2 separate regions of the Homo sapiens genome follow, and region 2 is linked to region 1. A link is a contact called in ENCODE Hi-C or POLR2A ChIA-PET data. All regions are on one chromosome and are shown on one strand. The core of a region is the stretch at or near the end of the contact, and the rest is flanking DNA. Distances in the headings are between cores, read along the strand shown. Region 1 holds the start of LIPE (lipase E, hormone sensitive type). Region 2 holds the start of BCL3 (BCL3 transcription coactivator).

What was found. Hi-C counts contacts between places; a loop is a spot of excess contacts on that map. ChIA-PET counts read pairs that join two places held with the same protein, here RNA polymerase II (POLR2A). Pooled maps may share reads with other maps.
Region 2: a map with no recorded cell type shows a loop between it and region 1 (5-fold over the local background). The contact joins the promoter of BCL3 here to the promoter of LIPE in region 1. A Hi-C loop is called at or near these places in 1 of 37 single-sample maps with no recorded cell type and 6 of 50 pooled maps. POLR2A ChIA-PET finds 5 or more read pairs at or near these places in 1 of 52 experiments (H1).

The regions. Positions count from the first base shown.
Region 1 is chr19:42,425,928-42,430,050 of GRCh38, forward strand. It overlaps LIPE (lipase E, hormone sensitive type), which reads right to left and starts at 1,461. Exons shown (of 10, transcript NM_005357.4): 1 at 340-1,461. The coding sequence starts at 1,222. CXCL17 (C-X-C motif chemokine ligand 17) reads right to left here. Exons shown (of 4, transcript NM_198477.3): 4 at 2,351-3,054. The coding sequence ends at 2,957. The region is part of intron 1 of LIPE-AS1 (LIPE antisense RNA 1); the gene reads left to right.
Region 2 is chr19:44,746,838-44,751,481 of GRCh38, forward strand. BCL3 (BCL3 transcription coactivator) reads left to right here and starts at 1,871. Exons shown (of 9, transcript NM_005178.5): 1 at 1,871-2,209; 2 at 4,390-4,543. The coding sequence starts at 1,954. RefSeq lists silencers at 440-919, 980-1,109, 1,520-2,109.

The DNA.
Region 1 (4,123 bases), core at 211-2,710:
AGTAGCTGGGATTACAGGCACCTGCCACCACGCCTGGCTAATTTTTGTATTTTTAGTAGAGACGGTGTTTCACCATCTTGGCTAGGCTGGTCTTGAACTCCTGGCCTCAAGCAATCCATCTGCCTCGGCCTCCCAAAGTGCTGGGATTACAGGTGTGAGCCACTGCGCCCAGCCTTTTTTTTTTTTTTTTTTTTTTTTAATAATGGGGATGTTGATCTTTATCTCAGGATTGTTGAAGGATGACCAGAGCTAACCTGATACACCGTAAGTTTTTAGTATTTTTTAAGTAAATGAATGACTGTCCCTGAGAGGCTTCAATTCCTCCAGATTCACACTCACCTGTATCCTGGTAGTGTCTGTGATTCCGAGCACTGGTTTTCTCATGTGGCGACGTCCCACTGTATCCTGACATCACTTTATAACCAGATTTTCCTTTGAAGCCTAGCTTCACTCCCTGGGCCACCATTCCACCCATCGTGGCTGGAGAATCTGTGTCTGAAGATGATCCCACATCTGATTCTGACTCAGAATCTGTGACCCACTCAGAAAGTGCCTTCCACTCTAGGGCTGATCGCTGTATGGATAGTTCCTGAAGTTTTGTTAGAAATCCCAGCTCTGTCAAAGATCCCTGCTTGGATTTGGCTCCCTGGACTGGCGTTGTTTGCTTGTCTGACTGTTCAGGTGTCTCTTGGGACGTAGATTCAGTCGGGGCAGATGGCTCCCTTTTGGCTCCAGGTTTAGCCTGGGCCGCAGGTGTTGATTCAGCTTCTTGTTGAGCTGGAGGTGGCTCTCCTGGCCCAGGCCCTGGCTGGGCTACATGTCTTTGTCTCAATGCTGGCTCCTGTTGAGTTATAGATTCTTTTCCTAGCCCAGGTCCCTGCTGGGAGGCAGCTTCCTGTTGAGTGAGCAGCACCCTTTGGATGTAAGGTGATTGCTGTGGTGCGGGCTTCTGTGGGGCAAGAAATTCCTCTTGTGAAGCAGATTTTTGTTGGGCTCTAGGTTCCTTCTGGGATTCAGCATCATGTTGTGCAGGGGTCTCCTGCTGGGTGAGGGGTCTTTGGTTTGAAGCAGGCTTCTGTTGGGTATTGGATCCCTGCAGAGTCTTCGATTCTGGCTGGGCTATGGGTGTCTTTTCTGGCCCAGGCTCTAGCGGGGTTATAGGCCTCTGGTGTGGTTCAGGTTGCCAGTCTGACCTAGACACTGACTTAGAACCTGGCTCCATTGTTATTTCCCTCACGGGAGATATTGATCTTCCAGGTTCTATCCTTCTGGGCTCCCACCCAGCCCTCTCTCTTCACAGATCTCTCATTGATTCCTCATGATGGCACTTCCTCTTGGGTTTCACTCCATCCTAGCATCACTGGTCTTCCTTTTTAAGGCAGCTGGCAGTTGGCCGATCACAGCTGGCCCCCACTAAGTAATGAACTCTGTGCCTCTTTCTTTGGTGGGAGGATTAGGAATAGGAGGAGGCTATGTGCCTAGCACTCTCTTACAAGAAGGGAGGGGCTTGCTCTCTTGTGTCATAAATAGGGCCCCACCCCACCCACCACTCCGTTAAAATGTTTCTTCTCATAAGGCAAGCATCCCAATTTAGGCCTCCGTGTCATCTGGGATGACAGAAGCCAGATGCTGGATGAGTGTTCCTTTTTTCTCTTTCCTTCTAATGTCTGAGGAAAGCGTCATTCAGGGGGCAGTCTCTGTAGTTGTTGTAATAATTATTTCCCTCTTTGTTCATTCCTACAAATGGTTGCCAGATTATTTATTTATTTACTTATTGAGACAAGTCTTTCTCTGTTGCCCAGGCTGGAGTGCAGTGGTACCATTTTGGCTCACTGAAGCCTCCACCTCCTGGGTTCAAGCGACTCTCCTGCCTCAGCCTCCCAAGTAGCTGGGACTACAGGCGTGCACTGCCACGCCCGGCTAATTTTTATATTTTTAGTAGAGATGGGGTTTTGCCATGTTGGCCAGGCTGGTCTCAAACTCCTGACCTTAAGTGATCCACCCCCACCCCCCGCCCCCGGGCCTCCCAAAGTGCTGGGTTTACAGGTGTGAGCCACCACGCCCAGCCAGGTTGCTAGTTTAATTTCCTTATATTGTCATTCTGATCATTTAACTCTCATGTTAAAAACTAATGTCATGCCTTCCCACTTTTATAGCTTGAGGCCCTTCTGAATGGCATTTGAGATACTCCATGCCATCTCTCTAGCCCTGAACTATGATCCTGTACTAGATTGGAAACTCACAGAAGACAGTGACCACTGATGACAATGACTGATAATGATGGTGGTAATGGTGATGATAGTAGTCATAAATACCAAAGGCTGCCTAAGTGCTAAGAAACTGTGCCAAGTTTTTTTTTTAAACCTATATTATCTTTAATAAGACCGTGTCTGGTTCATTGGTATGCTTTTTTTTTTTTGTCCCACCTCGCTCTTACCTCAGAAAGATTTGTCGAATGAGTGAAAGATGAACAAGTAGGCCAATGGAGACAGAGTGAGGGTCTTGGTGGGGATAAGTATGTGTAGAATCTGGATTCAGTCTGCAGTGAATAGGGTAAAATGGGTCATCTGGTTGTGAATTGGCAGACCCCATTTGAAGGAAACAATTTTGATCTGTGACATTTAAAAATATTTATTGACTTCTGTTTGCTACTTTCCTGATTGCATTTAAGGTTAAATGACACTAGCTAGGAAGCTACAGTTTCCTGGAATCTTTCAGGTAATTAAGCCTAAGCCTGGGTAAGGGGAGGGCACAGGCTAAGACTGACGAGAGAAGAAGACACTAGAGAGAGCAACAAACAAAATGATCTTGAAAAACATGCTTTTTGAGAGCACTGGAATGATTTAGGGGTGGGTACAGTGGGAGAGTGAGGTGGGAGAAGAAGAGTGTCTGGTAGGTGTGCTCACTGTCTTCTTGGCTGAGAATGTTTAATTGGAAGAGTGGGCGCTCAGAGCTCCTACAAAGGCAGAGCAAAGCTTCTTAGCTGACATTGTTTGAGAAATTGCTGGCAGGCTCTGGAATGCTTGTTTGGCTTTCTGTGGTGCCTTTGGTGTCCTAGGGTGCAAATAAAGGGGAGAGGCTAGTGTTAAAACCATTTTTAACATTTCTTTTTTTTTTGGAGACGGAGTCTTGCTCTATTGCCCAGGCTGGAGTGCAGTGGCAGGATCTCAACTCACTGCAACCTCTGCCTCCCGGGTTCAAGTGATTCTCCTGCCTCAGCCTCCCAAGTAGCTGGGATTACAGGTGCCTGCCACCATGGCTGGCTAATTTTTGTATTTTAGTAGAGACAGGGTTTCACCATTTTGGCCAGGCTGGTCTGGAACTCCTGACGTCATGTGATCCACCCACCTCGGCCTCCCAAAGTGCTAGGATTACAGGCATGAGCCACCATGCCTGGCCTTCACATTTAATTTTTTTTTGAGATGGAGTCTCGTTCAGTTGCCCAGGCTGGAGTGCAGTGGTGCAATCTTGGCTCACTGCAACCACTGTCTCCCAGATTCAAGCGATTCTCCTGTCTCAGCCTCTCGAGTAGCTGGGATTACAGGCACCCACCATCATGCCTGGCTAATTTTTGTATTTTAGTAGAGATGGGGTTTCACCATGTTGGCCAGGCTGGTCTTGAACTCCTGACCTCAGGTGATCCACCCGCTTTTGCCTCCCAAAATGCTAGGATTACAGGTGTGAGCCACTGTGCCCAGCCAACATTTAATTTTTATGAGAGTTTTAAAAATTATAAAAATAAGACTCATCCAGTGGAAAAAAATTTTAAAATCCAGTAAAAAGTAAAAGGACTCCTCCCACCCCAGCCTCTACAACACATTTTCCAGGGCTAACCACTGTTAATAGTTTGCTACGTATTTTTCCATACCTTCTGGTATATAAATACAATGGTTTATTTTAAAAACAAAAATGAGATTATACTATACGTATTGCCTTAGTCGGCACCTTTAAGAAATCTGGCCGGGCATAGTGGCTTGTGCCTATAATCTCAGCACTTTGGGAGGCCGAGGTGGGCAGATTGCCTGAGCCCAGGAGTTAAAGACCAGCCTGAGCAACATGGCGAAATCCTATCTCTACAAAAATACAAAAATTAGCCAGGCATGGTGGCGTGTACCTGTGGTTC
Region 2 (4,644 bases), core at 621-3,120, 2.3 Mb after region 1:
TCCTGTGTCTGAGGGTCCCCAGGGGTGGGGTTGGATGGGCAGGGAACACAGCCCCCAGCCTGTCCAACCGAATTCCTCCCCTCTTCCCTTGCTGTGGCCCCCACAACACCAGCAGGCAGGGGTTGCCATTGGTCCCATTTTCCAGAAGAACAAACTGAGTCTCAAGGCAGGGGATGGCTTGTCTGAGGTCCCACCGGGAGCAAGGGGTGGAGGTGGAATTAACACAGGTCTGTGCTCGGGATGTTTCGCCATGAAGGGGGATAAGGGAGATCCAGAGAGAGGTCGAAAGGAAGGGAAGGGGTGAGGCCTCTCCACACAGCCACTTCTCACATCCTGGGTTAACGATCCACTCGGGTGGGGCCCGAGTCCGGCCAAAGTCCCTTCCCGGGGCCCCAATACCCACTTTCAAGGTCCCAGGGGACACAGAGACAGCAACAGAGATGGGGAGACAGAGACAGAGGGCGGGGCAGGAGACAACCAGAGGGAGGTCAGGCAAGTTTCGAAGACAGAAGGAGACCGGGGGAGAGAACCAGAGAGACGCCGCGTGCCCCCTGGGCAAGTCCGGGGTGCAGCCCCCATGCCCCGCCCCCTGTGTCCCCAAAGCCTCCCTCTCCGCCTCCTGTGACTCAGTGACCCGGACTCAACCCCAGCGGCTGCCCCGCCCCCAGGGAAATCCGGGAAAGCCCCGGACCTTCGGGGCCCCACCCCGGGGCGGGGAGAGGGAGAGGAGGGGAGGAGACGGGGAAGAGTCCCGCCTCCCTCCTCCCTCCCTCCCATCTCCAGCCTGAGTCATGCCCCCAACCCGCCTAGCCTGTTCCCCACCCATCAACCCCTCCTCGAGGTGGGAGGGGAAGTCGGGGGGAAGCCAAACTGCTCCCCGCTCCTGCAGCACCGGCCTCGGTCGCGCTGACTCTGGCCTGGTGTCCGTGTCTCTTGCTATCTCTCTTTCTCTCAAGATCTCTGCGCCTGTCTCCATGTCTCTTTCTCTCTGTGCACCTAGGATTTTCCGAGCACCCACCCCGGTGCCCCGCGGGCCCCGGCTGGGGGCAGGGCCCCCAACGAGTGCAGAGACACAATCAGTGGAGCGCTCCCCACCCTCACCCCACCCCCAGCCCCTTTAGACCCACAGCTGATGAGGCACGTGGAGTGGCAGAGATGGAAGAGGGGAGGGAGAGGAATCGTTCCTGGCCGCCTGCCGAGTGCCAGTCCCTGCCCCGGGTGCGTCTCTTCACTCCCACTAAGGAGGAAACGGCTCAGAGAGGGGAAGTGTTTGGCCAAGGTCACCCAGCGAGTAAGTGGGAACCGAGATTCCAAACCCCGTCCCAGAGATGCCAAGGCCTCCTGAGAGACAGAGAAGCAGACAGCAACTGAGAGGCAGAGAGATGGTGACAGACACAAAGAGACAAAAGAGAGAGACAGAGACGGAACAGAGCACACAGAGACAAACGCGGGGTTGCGGAGAGAAACACCTACTCAGACAGGAGAACCAGAGAGACAGTTACAGACTCAGAGATAGAGATGTTGAGAGATAGGGCCAGAAAGACAAAAACAGAGGCAGAGAGAGCGGCCCTTGGCAGCAGGGGTGGGGACACCCCCCCACCCCCCGACCCCGCCTCCTCTCCCCCCACCCCTCCTTTCCTCTCCCTCCCCCGCCGAGGCCTGGCTGCCCCAGGCGCCGCGGGCCGGGAGGGGGCAAGCGGGGCGCGGCGCGGGCGGGGCGCAGGGCAGGCTGCACCTCAGAGCGGCGGGAGCAGCGGCGGGTCCAGGAAACCCCTGGGGCGTACGGGTGGCCCCGGGGGGGCCGGGGGCGGGGAGGCGGGCGGCCGGCACCGCCCCGGCCGACAAAAGTCCCTTCAGTTCAGCCGGCTGCAGGGGAAGTCCCGGCGCCCGGCGAAACCACCCTCCCGTGCAGCCGAGCCCAGCCGCTCTCCGGCCGCCGTCCCCGGCGGCCCCATGCCCCGATGCCCCGCGGGGGCCATGGACGAGGGGCCCGTGGACCTGCGCACCCGGCCCAAGGCCGCCGGACTCCCGGGCGCCGCGCTGCCGCTCCGCAAGCGCCCGCTGCGCGCGCCCTCCCCGGAGCCCGCCGCTCCCCGCGGCGCTGCGGGCCTTGTCGTCCCCCTGGACCCTCTGCGCGGCGGCTGCGACCTGCCGGCGGTCCCCGGGCCCCCCCACGGCCTGGCCCGGCCGGAGGCGCTTTACTACCCCGGTGAGTGGCCCCCGAGGGTCCGGGCCGGGTGGGATCCACACAGAGCATAGGGTCACCAGAGCCAGGAGGCAGAGCTTGAGGCACAAACCGGTGTCTCTCCAGGGACCTGGGGGACAAGAGGATATAAGCCCAGGTTCCAAGGATATAGATATGAGATCATCGGGGAGCCAGTAAGCTGTGCCTTGGGATCTGGGGATTTGGGGACCCTGGGGGGCAAAGCCCAGGGGCTGAGTGACGTGGGGGGGGGGGGGCCAGGGACAATGCCCAGTGGTACAAATATGGGGGTGTCAGGGAATCAGGGCACAGAGCCTGGTATCCTAGGGGCAAGAAAGTACAAGCTCTTAAGCCAGATGTGTAGCGTTATGAGGAAGCTGAGCTGGGCTGGAGAAACTGGGGTTCCCTGTATCCTGATATTATTAGAATCAAAGGGAGTCAGGGTAACAGAGACTGGGGTTCTAAGGAGACAGATACTGAGGATCTCAGGATGTCACAATCTCAGGAACCAAGATATCTGGAGACATGGGCATTATGAAAACAGAGATGGGGTTCTGAGCACCCCAATATCTGGGATCACAAGGATCCAAGGAAATGAACCAGAGCTCCAGGGACCCAGATACCAGGGGGTCTTGAGGACCCAGGAGAACAGAGACCCGGGTTTCTGGGTACTCAGTTATGTGGGGCCACAAGTGATCAGGGTCCTATTTGAGGTCAAGATCAGGTGGGCAGAAGGGATCAGGGGACTGAGGATCCTAAGATTGGGTAATTCTGAGACTTTGGGTAATTTAGAGGCAGGATGAAAATTTCAGGGGTCTCCAGACAGAAAGCCTCAAGGCCTCAAGGCCTGGTATTGGAGATACGAGGACCTGGAAACTTGGGAGTTCAAGAACAGAGGGCCCACAAGGATCAGCAGATGACGAAGACCACACACTCTTCTCTCCATCCTATCTCCATCCCTGATCTCAAGAAGGGGTGTCCTCTACCACAGCTGTGGCCACGTCACCATCCCCAATTGACCCCCAAAGCTGCAGAGAGCCGTTCTACAGAGCCCCAAAACTTTAGGTAGTTTCTGCACCCTCCACCCCATCAGCGTGACAGCTGGAGAGCCTCAAGCTATGTGCATCAGGAGTTCTGCCACGGCCTCCCAGCTTTCCTATTCCAAGAGTGAGAAAGCAGGCCTCAGTTTTCCCCGTCTGTGTGATGGGTTGGTATGGATTTGCCTGCTGCCATGGTCCCCTCGCCTTTGTTTGTTTTTGTTTTTGTTTTTTGAGACAGAGTTTTGTTTTGCTCTGTCGCCCAGGCTGGAGTGCATTGGCGTGATCTCGGCTCACTGCAACCTCCGCCTCCCAAGTTCAGGGGATTCTTGTGCCTCAGCCTCCCGAGTAGCTGGGATTACAGGCATGCACCACCACACCTGGCTAATTTTTGTATTTTTAGTAGAGACAGGGTTTCACCATGTTGCCCAGACTGGTATTGAACTCCTGACCTCAGGTGATCCGCCCGCCTCGGCCTCCCAAAGTATTGGTATTAGAGGCATGAGCCACAGCGCCCGGCCTGCCGTGGCCCCTTTTTAAACAGTTTGATCTAAAATTACCCATGCGTGGTGGTCAGCATCTGTAATCCCAGCTACCTGGGAGGTTGAGGCAGGAGAATCGCTTGAACCTGGGAGGCAGAGGTTGCAGTGGGGCAAGATCGTGCCACTGCACTCCAGTCTGGGCAACAGAGCGAGACTACATCTCAAAAACAATTTGAACAGGCTTCTGGTAACACCTCCTCTCTGCCTCCACTCTCCCCAAACCCACTCTACATTTATCCCACACCCTGCACCCAGCAATTCATCAGCCACAAAATCACTCTGCAGACAGTCCCTGGGGTCCCCTGCTAGGTGATGATGGGTGCACCCTCTGTTCTTAAGGGACCCTTTGTCTGATTGGAGATTGAGGTCAGAAGATAAGTGACAATGAGGGTGACCAGCCCTAGAGGGAGAGGAAGCTGCCAGAGCCCAGAGGAGGGACGTGGAAGGGGGTTTGTTTTAGGCCCTGAGGACCCTGTATGGGATGCAAAAGGGACCCAGGAGAAAGGGCAGGTGACACCACAGGAGCAAAGTTTTAGAAGTGGGGGGCGGGTTGAGGGTCTGTGGGTGTGGCCTCACCCATGTCCCTTCTCTGTCCTCCATTGTCCAGGAGCCTTACTGCCTTTGTACCCCACTCGGGCCATGGGCTCCCCGTTTCCTCTGGTGAACCTGCCTACACCCCTATACCCCATGATGTGCCCCATGGAACACCCCCTTTCTGCTGACATCGCCATGGCCACCCGTGCAGATGAGGACGGAGACACGTGAGTGACAGTCCCCTATTAAGGGGAGGGGTGGTTGGGAAGACCAGCCGTCCATAACACAGGGCCACTCAGCTCCCAGTGGACCTGAGTCAGAACTCGGT